Regions from separate parts of the Homo sapiens genome. Here region 1 is linked to region 2. A link is a loop called in an ENCODE intact Hi-C map of the cell type or tissue named here. Cell type or tissue: dorsolateral prefrontal cortex. All regions are shown on one strand. Region 1 overlaps EPB42 (erythrocyte membrane protein band 4.2). Region 2 overlaps TGM7 (transglutaminase 7).

What was found. A loop is a pair of places that touch in the nucleus more often than their neighbours do. Peaks named below come from ENCODE experiments on the same cell type or tissue, not always from the same donor. Only the 100,000 strongest peaks of a DNase experiment are listed, where the experiment ranks them.
Region 1: it touches region 2 in a loop (4-fold over the local background); 89 of 110 quality-filtered maps call a loop at or near these places.

What each region holds. Positions count from the first base shown.
Region 1 is chr15:43,208,536-43,216,535 of GRCh38, reverse strand. It overlaps EPB42 (erythrocyte membrane protein band 4.2), which reads left to right. Exons shown (of 13, transcript NM_001114134.2): 2 at 83-268; 3 at 1,208-1,441; 4 at 5,002-5,120; 5 at 6,097-6,201; 6 at 7,085-7,262; 7 at 7,761-7,899. Among named protein-coding and RNA genes, the nearest start is that of EPB42, 8.5 kb to the left of the region's middle. In dorsolateral prefrontal cortex, no CTCF peak of the experiment used is centred here; a DNase peak (open chromatin) is centred at 4,082.
Region 2 is chr15:43,287,561-43,295,560 of GRCh38, reverse strand. TGM7 (transglutaminase 7) reads left to right here. Exons shown (of 13, transcript NM_052955.3): 2 at 1,930-2,112; 3 at 2,607-2,852; 4 at 3,464-3,582; 5 at 7,892-8,000. Among named protein-coding and RNA genes, the nearest start is that of TGM7, 11 kb to the left of the region's middle. In dorsolateral prefrontal cortex, no CTCF peak of the experiment used is centred here; no DNase peak of the experiment used is centred here; H3K27me3 peaks cover 1,410 bases.

The DNA.
Region 1 (8,000 bases), 79 kb after region 2:
TCTCTCTGACTCCAGAATCTCTGCTTGTACTTACATTGTCACATGTACTTAGTTTCCGTGACTTCTCTCTTTCCCACAACAGCCCTGGGTATCAAGAGCTGTGACTTTCAGGCAGCAAGAAACAATGAGGAGCACCACACCAAGGCCCTCAGCTCCCGGCGCCTCTTTGTGAGGAGGGGGCAGCCCTTCACCATCATCCTGTACTTCCGCGCTCCAGTCCGTGCATTTCTGCCTGCCCTGAAGAAGGTGGCCCTCACTGCACAAACTGGTTAGTGAGTCAGGCCTAGACTCCTTTGGCAGCAGGCCTGGGGGGTTCTCTGTTCTCTCCAGCACCCTGTTAGGGAATCAAGGGACAAATGGCCCACACTGCAGCTGGGCCGTAAGAAGTCCTGCCCACCTGGCAGGGCAGTCATGAGGGTGCCACGAGATTATGTGCCTGGTAAATATTGTTTATGATGACTCAGAAGCTGCCTAGCAGCAGCATCACCAAGAGCTTCTTTTCAGTTGCAAATATAATAGTAGCTTTGTAGAAAATTCTGGATGGGGCCGGGTGTGGTGGCTCACGCCTGTAATCCCAGCGCTTTGGGAGGCCGAGGCGGGTGGATTACCTGAGGTCAGGAGTTCAAGACCAGCCTGACCAACGTGGTGAAGCCCCGTTTCTACTAAAAATACAAAAAATTAGCCAGGCATGGTGGCCTATAATCCCAGCTACTGGGGAGGCTGAGGCAGTAGAATCACTTGAACCCAGGAGGTGGAGGTTGCAATGAGCCGAGATCGTGCCATTGCACTCCAGCCTGGGCGACAAAAGCAAAACTCCGTCTCAAAAAGAAAGAAAGAAAAAGAAAATTCTGGATGGAATCGAACCCAGGCTAAATACAACATTTAATTGCTACTGTTTATTGAATCCATACTACCTGTCAGATGTATGCAAGTACTTCACATGCAATATTTCATTCAGTCCTCCCATGGACCATGAAGAAGTTACTATTACAATGCCCATTTTATAGACTGTGATGAAGGTCCATGGGTGCCAAAAGCCTTTGCTCTCCTATCACTCTTTCTTGATGGGCCTCATTTCTAGGTGGGTCACTTTCATTATCCTCCAAAAACAAATTTCACCTGCTCCATCTTTGTAATACCCTGACCTTATTACTCTGAGTTGTGACCAAGAAGTCCCAGTGACAGACTAATCACCGTGTGACTACAGGAGAGCAGCCTTCCAAGATCAACAGGACCCAAGCCACATTCCCAATTTCCAGTCTGGGGGACCGAAAGTGGTGGAGTGCAGTGGTGGAGGAGAGAGATGCCCAGTCCTGGACCATCTCTGTGACCACACCTGCGGACGCTGTCATTGGCCACTACTCGCTTCTGCTGCAGGTCTCAGGCAGGAAGCAACTCCTCTTGGGTCAGTTCACACTGCTTTTTAACCCCTGGAATAGAGGTAAGTTTGGACCTGGGCCAGCCTGGGCTGCATGGAGACTCCAGACACTGGAGCTGGGGTGCAGCTCTGGCAGGGAGCACCTGCACCAGGCCCCTGTGGCAGCCCTCTCTAAGGACAGCACCAACACCCAGTCTGTGCCAGGGCTTTCTCCCTGAATGAACCAGCTCTCAGACCCAGGGTCCTGTTTTGGTGTCACCCCTGGGAGAAGCAGGTTGAGCCTTCCCACTGAAAGCAAAAGCTTGTCTCACCACCAGACCCTGGTGCTGGCTCAGGCTATTTTGGTCACAGGAGTTGAGACTCACTGAGATGACCCTGGGAAAGCTGCCCTTCATTATAACAGTGCAGGGGTGAGAACTGGAGAGGGCCTCGGGAATGAGGTGGCCTGAGGATGGGCTTCTCTCTCTCTCCCCGGCTATTCTGTTTCCAGAGTGCACTCAGGCTTTGCAGGACCTGAAGCTGATGCAATCTGGGGGACCCTCTTTAAGAAAAAGAATATACCATTTTGAATTGATAAGGCTCCCCGGCCGACCAGGGCCCCAAGAGGTCTGTGTTATTCCACAAGCTTCTGCTTCCGCTTCCCAGAAAATCTACACTTCCCTGTCTTTGCTCCTCTCTTCCGGCTCATTCTGTTCTTGCAGATTGCTGGGCGCTCTCCAGACCCCCCTACCCAAGGGTCTGACAGGACCCTACGGTTCACCAGACTATGAGCGGCTTCCCTGGGGTCAGGTGACCTGCTGTGCCCCGCCCCCCCAACCGTGGCCACCTCTAGCAAAGCTCAGCCCTAGCTGTGGCTGGAGCTGTGTCGTCTAGAAATGGCCATCTGACATAATACATGTCCAAATAAGACCCAAAGTAGGACCCATCTTCTCTTCCTCCCCACTCTGAAGATTGTGTCTGTCTTTGCTTTTAAATCTATCTCACCCACCTTCAACCTTGGGCTCCCTGAAGGGTTTGTTGGGAGAATGGAAAAGAGTTTCTCCCGGCTTTCCTGTCTTTACAACATCAAACGAGTACATAGCCCTTTTCCTCTCAAGAGTTTTGCTGCCAGCCTGAAGGAGGCCCCGTGGCAAGGCAGGGCTGGGAAACTGACGGAAACATGGGGAGGTGGAAGAACCTTCCCAGGTTCTTAAGCCTGGCCTCATGTCTGGCCCGCAGCTCCTGACTGCTTTTCTCTGTGGTACCTAAATCCCAGTGGGTTCTCTCTCCACTTCTTCTGTCCAGGGCAGCGTTCTCCCCGACTTCAGGTGGCCCCACCTGTCCTCAGCTCAGGCCCTTATTTCCTGCTCCAAGGGCGCAGGCAGGTGGATCAGCAGATGGGAGCTAGTATTCATCCAGGTGCCCCACGTGGTTGAATGTAGATGCAGGGCCCCTGGGCTGGGGGAGGCCCTTTGACTTTCCATGACTGGCAGAAAGCCCTTCAAGCTGCTTCCCTCCGAAGCTGAGGCATTGGTGTACCCCCAGATCACCCTGAGTCTGCTTCCAGAGCCAGGCCCTGGTGACCGCCATAAAGACCCAGCAAAGAGTTCTAGGACAGTGCTTGGCTCAGGGTGCCCACACTCTTGACTCCAGTGCCAGGAGTCCTGCCTTTGTGCTCAGTTTGTAGGGACCTGCCTAGGGAGGGCCTCTCTGCCTGAGTGTGGGTGGAGGTCTCTGTCTGGGCAGGGGAGAGTCATTGGCTCCGCTCATCTGGGAGGTGACTGAGAAGTTTTCAGATTCCCTGGCATCTCAGTGTCATCTTGCCATGCTTGGAGATGGGGATTCAAAATGAAATTTTACATCATTTTACATCCTATGATAAAAGTTGGAGCCCTGCTCACAGGCCAGGCACTTTATAAAGGGGGCTACATACACCCAAGCAGAGAGGAGGAGGCTGGCACTGCCCATGCTCTCATAAGCTACTTCCTAGAGCCCTGTAGATCCTGGGGCCAAACACCTCAGTTTGAAGTAATTTCCAAAAAAATAAAAAATAAAAAACAGTGATGCCTAGCTGACTTCAGAGAGTACTCAGGATGGAAGGCAGGAGTGGAGGGCTCCTTGGGCATATGGGTCTGTAATTTTAGGCCCCAGATTTTTCAGGGCTTCCTCATTTCTGGTGTCTTATCCTTCTGTTGCCTTCAGGACCCTCATCCCCAGATGGATCCCTGGAGGGCTCCAGAGAGGTTAGCCTAGCAGCTCCTCTGGATGATTTGGAAATCCTTTTCTCTCTGTAGTCCCCAGAAACTAGTCTAACCCCTGTCCACTCCACCTCGGCCACTGGGTCAGAGTGATTAGCCCTAAGCAGTTGCCCTCCTGCTTCTAGCTTCCCAGAATGGGTGATGGCCCCAAAGTCGCCCACCCTCCTCATGATTTCCAGCCCAACCCTAGGATGAGGAAAGCAGGAGGGGCACCGGGAGGAGACTGAGGGAGCCCTAGACTCACTTGGACACCCCCGGGGCAGAAATCCAATGTTCTGACTTCCACCTCTCAACCCCGCTGCTCCTTCCAACCCTCCAACCCTGTTTTGCCAAATGCTCCTCTTCCCTCTGCTTACATCCGTCAGCCTATGCTTAATTGTCTTTTTTCTGAAACACCTGTTTTTGGTCACAAATTGAATTTGTGGGAAAGACATACAAGCCATTGGGAAGCTCCCTGGCCTGTTGCCAATTTATCCAGGGACGATAGTGTTCTGGCTGTGAACGACTAGGATTTTCTTTTTTTTTTCTTTTTTCTTTTTTTTTTTTTTTTTGAGACGGAGTTTCACTCTTGTTGCCCAAGCTGGAGTGCGATGGCATGATCTCAGCTCACTGCAGCCTCCGCCTCCTGGATTCAAGAGATTCTTCTGCCTTAGCCTCCCAAGTAGCTGGAACTACAAGCACGTGCCACCACACCCACCTAATTTTTTGTATTTTTAGTAGAGACAGGGTTTCACCATGTTGGTCAGGCTGGTCTTGATCTCCTGACCTCAGGTGATCCACCCGCCTCAGCCTCCCAAAGTGCTGGGATTACAGGCGTGAGCCACCACGCCTGGCTGGTTTTCATTTTTTTTTAAGAGAAAGTCTCTCACTCTGTCACCCAGGCTGGAGTGCAGTGGCACCATCATAGCTCATTGCAACCTCAAACTCCTGGGCTCAAGTTTCCTCCCGCTTCAGCCTCCTGAATAGCTAGGACTACAAGTGCGTACCACCACACCTGGCTGTTTTTTTTTTATTTTTTGTAGAGACAGAGTCTTGCTGTGTTGCCCAGGCTGGTCTCGAACTCCTGGCCTCAAACTGTCCTGCTTTGGCCTCCCAAAGTGCTGGGATTATAGGCGTGAGCCACTGCACCTGGCCAGCCAAGCTTTTTAAGGTTGTTCTTGTCTTCCTGGCTGACCATAAAGGCCACACCCTGATTGACCCAGGGACTCTGGGCTGGGTCCCAGTGGGGGCAGTGAAAGAGGGACTTCCTCCTCAGTCTTCATTAGGCCCAGAGCTGACGGGGTGGCCTGCAGCCAAACCTAATCTCGGCAGGGAGGACAGAGGCCTGGATGTGGAGGGTGGACCTAGGACCCCCACAGGCCCTCATCCCTACCCACCTCTCACCAGAGGATGCTGTGTTCCTGAAGAATGAGGCTCAGCGCATGGAGTACTTGTTGAACCAGAATGGTCTCATCTACCTGGGTACAGCTGACTGCATCCAGGCAGAGTCCTGGGACTTTGGCCAGGTACCAGGGCCCTCTAGGGGAGGAGTGTGTAGAGTGACTGTCCCATAACCTTGCATGTTGAGGCTAGACAGAGCTGGTAGGTCCAAAAACCCCTGGTCATGAGACCATTTCTTTAGCCCATTTCAGCTTTGTGGTGCCTCTCCTTCCTCTGGGCCATATCAGAACATCCTCCGGGAGCTCCCAGAATTATTTTCCTTAAAACTGTGGCAAATCAAGCCCCAGTTACATCCCCACTGTCTTTGAGATAAAGACCAAATCCCCCTAGCCTAACATCCACGGCCCTTCCAGCCAGGACCCTGCTTTCCTTTCCCCATGAACCGCCCCATGTTCCAACTCCTCACCATCCTCAGAGCAACAGGCTGAACGTTCCCTCTGCCAGGAAGGGCTTCCCACTCTTATCTCCTGGCAAGCTCCTACCCATCTCTCAAGACCTTCTCGAAGCCTTCCCCAATCCCCGAAGGCAGGGGGAGCCTCTCCACTGTGCTGCTCTGTGCCGGCATCTCTACAAGAGCCCTGGCCATGCTGCTGTGCTCTGTAATCTAAGGGGCTGCACTGCGTGTCCATCTCCAGTCCTAAACCGTGGGCTCCTCAGGAACAGGAGCTGCCTCGGTATCCTCCACTCCCGGTTCAGGGCTGGTAGGACAGTCAGGGTTCACTAAATGGAAATGGAATGCAGTGCAATGAAACGAAACAGTACAGCACGGGTCCCCGAGAGCTCACACCCTACCGGGAGTCAGACAACAGATAGGCAAAGGACTGGATGCCTGGGAAAAGGAACCCAGGTCCCATTGAGAGGTTGGGGGAGGGAGCCAGAGCTCCTCAGAGGGATGAGGCAAGGGAGGCAGGTGTGGAGTGCGGGTCTGGGAGAAGGACGAGATGATGAGGCTGTCCTGCAGGATGAGTGCCTGACCTGGGGACCCTTCCTCATGGCCCTGTGTGGGGACCCTTCATCATGGCCCTGTGTGATCCTTAACAGTTCGAGGGGGATGTCATTGACCTCAGCCTGCGCTTGCTGAGCAAGGACAAGCAGGTAGAGAAGTGGAGCCAGCCGGTGCACGTGGCCCGTGTGTTGGGTGCCTTGGTAAGCGAGAGGCTGGGGAACCAGAATGGGGCAGGGGTGAGAAAAAAGCCCTCTGAGAGACCTGCCCCACCACCGTGGCCTCAGAAACCCCCAAATCACAAATGGCCCCCTCCTCCCAGGGTGTGGGGACAGTTCCTACAGAAGCGTCCGAGGAGGACAAAAAGACAGGCAATAGCATCCACAGCGGGGAGAAAAGCAAAGAAATGTGTGATCCCTCAGGATGCAAGCCCGCAGAAGACTAAGCCTCTTTTCCCTCCCCACACCCAGTCCCATCCTGGAGCTTAGGCCCATGGGAAGGAGTGGGTAGGGCCCATCTTACCCAGGGCTTGCTGCTGCAGTGATCGAAGGGACTTCTTTTATACTTCTAAATTATTCATAAGAATATGCAGACCATGATGGTAACTCGGTGCTTTTCCTTGTCCCTAAAAATCCTCTCAGAGGAGTCATGTGTTCACCATTCCCTCTTTGCCGCTGAAGTCCCCTCTGAAAAGATGGTGAGAGTCCAGGCCAGCCTGTGAGTTGAAAGAAGCTTGGGATAAGTGGCCTCCAGGACCCAGGTGCAAAGCACCTCAAACGAGTCAGGGTGGAGGACTAAGAACCGGTGAAACCAGCCCCCAAGGAAGGGCAGCTCTAATGCTCCTCTTTGTGGCTGGAGCCAGAGAACTTGTTAAGAAGGAGGGTCCTGGGCTCCAGCCCTAGAGCTATGACCCAGGGGCCTAGGATGGAGCCCAGAAGCATGCAGGTTTAACCAGTACCAGGTGGCTCTAATGCTGGGGATCTGTTCACCATGGTTGGAGTACTGTGATGAGCCCTCCTTACCCATGCCCTGGAAGCTGTCCTGCCCAAGGGACTCATACTGACATCCACACATTTCCCCAAACAGCTGCATTTTCTCAAGGAGCAGAGGGTCCTGCCCACCCCGCAGACCCAGGCCACCCAGGAAGGGGCCTTGCTGAACAAGCGCCGGGGCAGCGTGCCCATCCTGCGGCAGTGGCTCACCGGCCGAGGCCGACCTGTGTATGATGGCCAGGCCTGGGTGTTGGCTGCTGTTGCTTGCACAGGTTGGTCCCCTTGTCTCCTGTAGAGTGCCCTGCCTCCTGGGTTGTTCCCTGGCCTCCCATGTGGGAAGGACATCTCCAAAAGCAGGTGCTGCCTCCCTGCGGCCGCATTTCCCCATCTCATCACACAGAAGTAGTTGTCCCAGGCAGCTCCTCCCGCCAGCTTCTGCTGCTTTTCCCCTCAGCAAAGTTGGGCTCATTTGCAAACTCCTTTCCCAAATTCACTTACTTCCCTAACCCTGCCCTAGCAGAGCAGCCCCGCAGCGCTGTGTTCTATGCTCTGTTGCCTTCTCCCCTGGTATATGCCCCGCATGCGGTGGAACCTGTGCCTTATTGATCAGCCTTCATGCATCCTGTTCTTGGCTGCCACTTCTAGGTTCCTGCACTCCTCTTCTTTCCAAGTTTTCAGTGCCCAGAGGAGACACTGAAAATCCTAGCCTCCCACACGCCCCCAGCCCGGTCTCTCAAGCGCCCCCTGACACTCCGCCCCTCTTCTCACAGTGCTGCGATGCCTGGGAATCCCTGCCCGCGTGGTGACCACGTTTGCCTCAGCACAGGGCACCGGTGGGCGTCTTCTCATAGATGAATACTATAATGAGGAGGGACTTCAGAACGGAGAAGGCCAGAGAGGCAGAATCTGGTGAGAAGCCCAAGGGAGATGAGGTTCCAGTCCAGGAAGGGCTCCAACCCTGCATAGCACACCTCTGCAGGAGCCCCACCCCCTGCATGGCCCTGGCATGG
Region 2 (8,000 bases):
TGGAGTGCAATGGGGCAATCCTGGCTCACTGCAACCTCTACCTCCTGGGCTCAGGCAATTCTCCCGCCTCAGCCTCCCAAGAAGCTGGGATCACAGGCACTCACCACCAGGCCTGGCTAATTTTTGTATTTTAGTAGATGCAGGGTTTCACCATGTTGGCCAGGTTGGTCTCGAACTCCTGACCTCAAGTGATTCACCCTTCTTGGCCTCCCAAAGTGCTGGGATTACAGGCGTGAGCCATGGTGCCCAGCCCCAAAGAGTATTTCTTAATGGCTCAGTGTTAACATGGAAGAAAGAGCTGATGATACACAACTGGCCACCAACTTAGGCTCTAATGCTTAGAAACATCTTATTACTGATTACTTAGATGAAGACTGGAAGACAGTTTAGCCAGTCTAGAGATGGAAAAGTAAAATATTTGGGTCAAAAAATCAGAATCTATCAACCTGGGCAACATAGGGAGATGCTGTCTCTACAAAATACAAAAAAAATACTGTAGGGCATGGTAGCCCATAACTGTGGTCCAACATACTTGTGAAGCTGAGATGGGAGGATCACTTGAGCCCAGAATGAAGGCTGAGGCTGCAGTGAGCCAGGAGCATGCCATTGCACTCCAGCCGGGCTGCAGAGTGAGACCCTGTCTCCAAAAAAAAAAAAGGATCAAGATAGGTAGGAAAGATGCAAAAACATTAAGAACCTCTGTGGAAGTTCAAAATACAAATGGCACAAAAACTGGCTGGGAGCAAATATGAGTTTTTCCTTTAGGATGCTGCTTAGCAGCCTCTCTTCCCAGTAAAAAATGTCTTCAGACATTGCCAAATGTCCTCCAGGGCACGGAATTTCCCGTTGAGAACCACTGAGATAAACTGATGTACTACTAGAGGAAAGACCTGATGAACTTTTGTCGACAGTAAATGCAATCTAAACATTGCCAGCAAAGGTCGCAAAAGAAATGCAATTCAAGAACGCATGATTCCTACCAGTAAGAGTAACTAATATTGACTCCTTACTCTGTACCTGGCACAACGCCAAGGTCCTTCCATGGGCATCCTCACTTAACGCCCACATGAACCCTATAAGGTAGGAATACAATTGTCTCCATTTTTCAGATGAGGACACTGATGTCTAGGGATATTAAGTGACTTGCTCGAGGTCTCACAGCCCAGATGATAGACCTGAGGCTGTGTCAGTCCAGAACCTGCCCACTGCCTACTGTGCTATGAGAGTTTTACAACCATGTACCAGGTGTGCACACACAGGAAGCAGGCAGTGCCCTCCTCATAGACCTGGAAATGGCTGAGAAGTCAGAAGTAAGTTACAAGTGACCCAGAGAGTGTCCAGAATTCCAAAGCAGGGACTTGCCCTATGGCTGAAGTCCCAGCTTCCAGTCAGCTCACTGACTTAATTCATACAAAATCCTAGTATGTTTATTCTTATATCAGTAGGATAAAAGGGTGACTTTTAGAAAGATTGTCAACAAATAGTTAAGAGCATGCAGCGGCACTTCAGGGGTTAAGTTTCGGTTATCTGGAATTGTTTCCCTTTTGGGGACCCCAATCCTTGATCATTGTGGCTCCAGGTCCAGACATGGAATTCACCAGTATCAACACTTCCCCATGCCGATCCCCCCGCACACCCCACTCCCCCCGCACAGCCCCCCGCACACCCCACCCCACCCCCGCACACCCCACCCTCCCCAGCACACCCCACCCCCCCGCACACCCCACCCTCCCCAGCACACCCCACGCCCCCGCACACACACACCCGCACGCCCCCCCCGCACACCCCACCTCCCCCCCCGCACGCCCCACCTACCCCCCGCACGCCCCACCACCCGCCGCACCTCCCAGAAATGACTGAGAAGCCACAAGGGATGCCTGAGCCCAGGGGACTGCAGGTGGGCGTGACCTGTCCCCTCCTCTCCCCTAGTGGCAACCTTGCGGCTTGAGTCTGTCGACCTGCAGAGCTCCAGGAACAACAAGGAGCACCACACGCAGGAGATGGGCGTCAAGCGGCTCACTGTGCGCCGCGGCCAGCCCTTCTACCTCCGGCTGAGCTTCAGCCGACCCTTCCAGTCCCAGAACGACCACATCACCTTTGTGGCTGAGACCGGTGAGTTTGCCCTGTCCCAAGGCCCCGCAGGTTCCGTCAAAATGAGGGCATTTACAGAGTCTGCCTGCGGGGCCCCTGCCTTTCCCACCTGAGCTGCCCTCCACTTTCTTGTCCTGGGAGCCCCAGACCCCTCATGCTCAGGACCCTGTTAGTGCTGTTAAGGAGAGATTTGGTCAACTCGGCAAACTGAGGTTGTGGCAGTTAACAACCGACCTGTAGATACACAACAAGCACTGTGCTAAAACTTTACACACATTAGCTCATTTAATCCCCAGGACAAGACTTTCAGGTGGTACTATTATGATCCCCTTTTAACAGATTAAAAAACGGAGGCCTGGGGGTCTTAAATGGTTTGCCTGAGGACACTCGGTGGCAGTAAAAGCCAAAAGCATTAGCAGGTGGTGGGAGAAGGTGACGGTCCTTCCGACTCCCCTGGAATCATATACCATACAGGTTTTTTGAGCCTCACTGTGGGGTCATTCTCTCCTACACAGGACCCAAGCCGTCAGAGCTGCTGGGGACCCGAGCCACATTCTTCCTCACCCGGGTCCAGCCCGGGAATGTCTGGAGCGCTTCTGATTTCACCATTGACTCCAACTCTCTCCAAGTTTCCCTTTTCACACCAGCCAATGCAGTTATTGGCCATTACACTCTGAAAATAGAGATCTCTCAGGGCCAAGGTCACAGTGTGACTTACCCGCTGGGAACTTTCATCCTACTTTTTAACCCTTGGAGTCCAGGTAGGATGTGCCCACAGCTTGTATTGCTAACCTGATCCATTGGGAAGGCCCTGTGAGGTTCTTTGGAAAAAGCCCAGAAAATAAATCGCCACATAGCTATGCAATGTAGTAGCGTGTGCTCTCACAAAAATCATCTTTACAAAGAATTTCTAATGGCATGAGGAAAGTATTCATGACGTGATGTTAAGTGAAAACATTGAAACATTTCCTAATATGAGCCTAATTGTATTAAGTATGCACAGAAAGAGAGAGTGGCTAGAATACACCAAAACATAACGGTGGGTGTCTCTGAGTAGTGGGAGTGAGCAGTTTCCATTGTCTTCTACCCATCTATCTGTATTTTCTGAATCTCTACAATAAGCCAACTCTACAATCAGTCACTTTTACAATCAAGAAAAGATCGTTGGTTTTTAAAGTGTACATTGTATTTCTGGCTTCTAGAAAAGCACATAGTAGACCTTTAAGGGGGTCTAGTCTTAATTTCTGTTGCTATCAACCCATCGACTGTTCCTCCTGTTTTCCAGAAACACGTTGTCGTTACTGTTTTTTAATTTAATACTCTGTTTTTTTGGTTTGGGGTTTTGCCCCCTCCACTACTCTTAACTGCTCAGAGGACGACGTCTACCTGCCAAGTGAAATACTGCTGCAGGAGTATATCATGCGAGATTATGGCTTTGTTTACAAGGGTCATGAAAGATTCATCACCTCCTGGCCCTGGAACTACGGGCAGGTAACACTATTACCCAATGTGGGCCTGGGGTGGGCTCCCTAAGGCTGGTCCTTACACAACCCTGTTATGTAAGGCTGTTATATTACACAGCCCTCATAGAGGGCCACTAATACAGGCGAGGGTGTGAGGGGCTTGGCCAGCTTCACATCCAGTGAGAGGGGCAAGGAAGGAAGGGGTGGATGTCTTTCCTTTTTAGTTTTTAACATTTTATTATGAAAAACCTTAAAACATAATCAAAGTAGACAGGCTACTACAATAGATCTCCCTGTACCCACCTCTCAGCTTCAGTAGTGATCAATGTATCATGAGTCTGTTTCATCAACACCGGGGGTTTGCAAACTACAGCCCACAGACCAAATGTGGCCTACTGCCTGTTTAGCCCATGAGCTGAGAATAGTTTTCACGTTTTTTACTTGTTGAAAAGGAATTGTAAAAGAATAATATTTTGTGATGTGAAAATTATATGAAATTCAAATTTCAGCGTGCACAAATAGCATTTTATTGCAAATAGCCATGTTCATTCATTTAGATGTAGTCTGTGGCTGCTTGCATGCTGCATTGGCAGAATTGAGTTATTAAGACAGAGACCTGCTTCAACACATGCAAATCAATAAACGTAATCCAGCATATAAACAGAACCAACGACAAAAACTGCATGATTATCTCAATAGATGCAGAAAAGGCCTTTGACAAAATTCAACAACCTTCATGCTAAAAACTCTCAATAAATTAGGTATTGATGGGACATATCTCAAAATAATAAGAGCTACCTATGACAAACCCACAGCCAATATCATACTGAATGGGCAAAAACTGGAAGCATTCCCTTTGAAAACTGGCACAAGACAGGGACGCCCTCTCTCACCACTCCTATTTAACATAGTGTTGGAAGTTCTGGCCAGGGCAATCAGGCAGGAGAAGGAAATAAAGGGTATTCAATTAGGAAAAGAGGAAGTCAAAGTGTCCCTGTTTGCAGATGACATGATTGTATATCTAGAAAACCCCAACGTCTCAGCCCAAAATCTCCTTAAGCTGATAGACAACTTCAGCAATATCTCAGGATACAAAATCAATGTGCAAAAATCACAAGCATTCTTATACACCAATAACAGACAAACAGAGTCAAATCATGAGTGAACTCCCATTCACAATTGCTTCAAAGAGAATAAAATACCTATGAATCCAACTTACAAGGGACATGAAGGACCTCTTCAAGAAGAACTACAAACCACTGCTCAATGAAATAAAAGAGGATACAAACAAATGGAAGAACATTCCATGCTCATGGGTAGGAAGAATCAGTACTGTGAAAATGGCCATACTGCCCAAGGTAATTTATAGATTCAATGCCATCCCCATCAAGCTACCAATGACTTTCTTCACAGAATTGGAAAAAGCTACTTTAAAGTTCATATGGAACCCAAAAAGAGCCTGCATTGCCAAGTCAATCCTAAGCCAAAAGAACAAAGCTGGAGGCATCACGCTACCTGACTTCAAACTATACTACAAGGCTACAGTAACCAAAACAGCATGGTACTGGTACCAAAACAGAGATATAGATCAATGGAACAGAACAGAGCCCTCAGAAAGAATGCTGCATATCTACAACCATCTGATCTTTGACAAACCTGACAAAAACAAGAAATGGGGAAAGGATTCCCTATTTAATAAATGGTGCTGGGAAAACTGGCTAGCCATATGTAGAAAGCTGAAATTGGACCCCTTCCTTACACCTTATACAAAAATTAATTCAAGATGGATTAAAGACTTAAATGTTAGACCTGAAACCATAAAAACCCTAGAAGAAAACCTAGGCAATACCATTCAGGACATAGGCATGGGCAAGGACTTCATGTCTAAAACCCCAAAAGAAATGGCAACAAAAGCCAAAATCGACAAATGGGATCTAATTAAACTAAAGAGCTTCTGCACAGCAAGAGAAACTACCATCAGAGTAAGCAGGCAACCTACAGAATGGGAGAAAATTTTCACAACCTACTCATCTGATAAAGGGCTAATATCCAGAATCTACAATGAACTCAAACAAATTTACAAGAAAAAAACAAACAACCCCATCAAAAAGTGGGCGAAGGACATGAACAGACACTTCTCAAAAGAAGACATTTATGCAGCCAAAAGACACATGAAAAAATGCTCATCATCACTGGCCATCAGAGAAATGCAAATCAAAACCACAATGAGATACCACCTCACACCAGTTAGAATGGCGATCATTAAAAAGTCAGGAAACAACAAGTGCTGGAGAGGATGTGGAGAAATCGGAACACTTTTACACTGTTGGTGGGACTGTAAACTAGTTCAACCATTGTGGAAGTCAGTGTGGCAATTCCTCAGGGATTTAGAACTAGAAATACCATTTGACCCAGCAATCTTATTACTGGGTAAATACCCAAAGGATTATAAATCATGCTGCTATAAAGACACATGCACACGTATGTTTATTGCGGCACAATTCACAATAGCAAAGACTTGGAACCAACCCACATGTCCAACAATGATAGACTGGATTAAGAAAATGTGGCACATATACACCATGGAATACTATGCAGCCATAAAAAATGATGAGTTCATGTCCTTTGTAGGGACATGGATGAAGCTGGAAACCATCATTCTCAGCAAACTATCACAAGGACAAAAAAACCAAACACCACATGTCCTCACTCATAGGTGGGAATTGAACAATGAGAACACATGGACACAGGAAGGGGAACATCACACACTGGGGCCTGTTGTGGGGTTAGGGGAGTGGGGAGGGATAGCATTAGGAGATATACCTAATGTTAAATGACGAGTTAATGGGTGCAGCACACCAACATGGCACATGTATACATATGTAACTAACCTGCACGTTGTGCACGTGTACCCCAAAACTTAAAGTAGAATAAAAAAAAAAAAGACAGAGACCTTATGGCCTGCAAAGGCTAAAATATTTACTATTTGGTTTTTTACAGAAAAAGCTTGTCCTTCTCTGGTCTGTACTCTTCTGCCTCCATCCCCACTCCCCACTCCACCACTAGATTTTTTTCTTTTTCTTGAGATAGAGTCTCACTGTGTTGCCCAGGCTGGAGTGCAGTGGCATGATCTTGGCTCACTGCAACCTCCTGGGTTCAAGTGATTCTCCCACCTCAGCTTCCTGAGTAACTAGGACTACAGGTGCGAGCCATAATGCCCGGCTAATTTTTGTATTTTTAGTAGAGACGGGGTTTCACCGTGTTGGCCAGGCTGGTCTCGAACTTCTGACCTCAGGTGATCCACCTGCCTCGGCCTCTCGAAGTACTGGGATTACAGCCACTGCTGCCGGCAAATTTTTTTTTAAGCAAATTACAGATACCATATTATTTAATCCAGTAACACTTCAGCATATTTAATCCAATAGTACTTCAGAATATAGTCATGTAAAAGATGATGACTCTTTCTGCAAAACTTAATCAGAATACATGATTGTAACGGAAAAAAAAAAGAATAGTAATTCTTTAATAACATCCAATATCCAGTCAACGTAGAGAGGGGGAACTTGGCTCTGGGCAACGTTTCCACTCTCAACCCCCGCAGGCGTAGTTTCTCTCTCCTTCCCACTGCCACCTCAGTCCTGTCCACAAACTCCAAAAGGGAAGAGGTGGGGGAAGCCTTGCTGAGGGAGAGCACGTTTTCCCCATTCTCCAACCGTGGCGACCTGTGACCCTCTTTGAAACTGAGACAAATACCTGTGCATTTGGCAGCCAAAGCATTGTGACAAACATTGTGCACGTCTATTATGAGCCCACCCTGGCTCCTCCAGGGCCCGCAGCGTCTGCTCTGAGCTCCTCTACCTGATTTCAAGACTGGCACGTGTGGCCCTACATTGATCTCTAGACTTTTTCTGCTCTGATCCCTTCCCTGCTTCTTCAAGTCCTCCAGATAGGAGTCTAAGTCCTTGATACCCACCATGCTCAAAGACCTCAGGTAAATATGCCCACTCTCCTCTTCCTGCCCACCCAGTCCATCAAAGCCCATTGGCACCAAAGCCTTCTCTCATCTGTTCAGCCGAGGGGGGTCTCTCACTCTCCGAATTCTGTTTCCATTTTTCATCAGAACCACGCAGTTTAGTGTTTCAGAATTTCAAACCTAATACATTCCCAATTTGATTTATAAGCTCTTCAAAGGCAGGAACTTGTCTTATATTTAGCGCCCTCCCCCTGCCCCCACATCCCCATATACATGCCATCCCCAAAAGTCTGTTAGTGACTTAAAGTTTCAGAAGTCTAGACATTTGCTCTTCTCTTTTTTCTCCCTTAAAATCACTTGGAAGTTTGAAGAGGACATCATAGACATCTGCTTTGAGATCCTGAACAAGAGCCTGTATCACTTAAAGAACCCGGCCAAAGACTGTTCCCAGCGGAACGACGTGGTGTATGTGT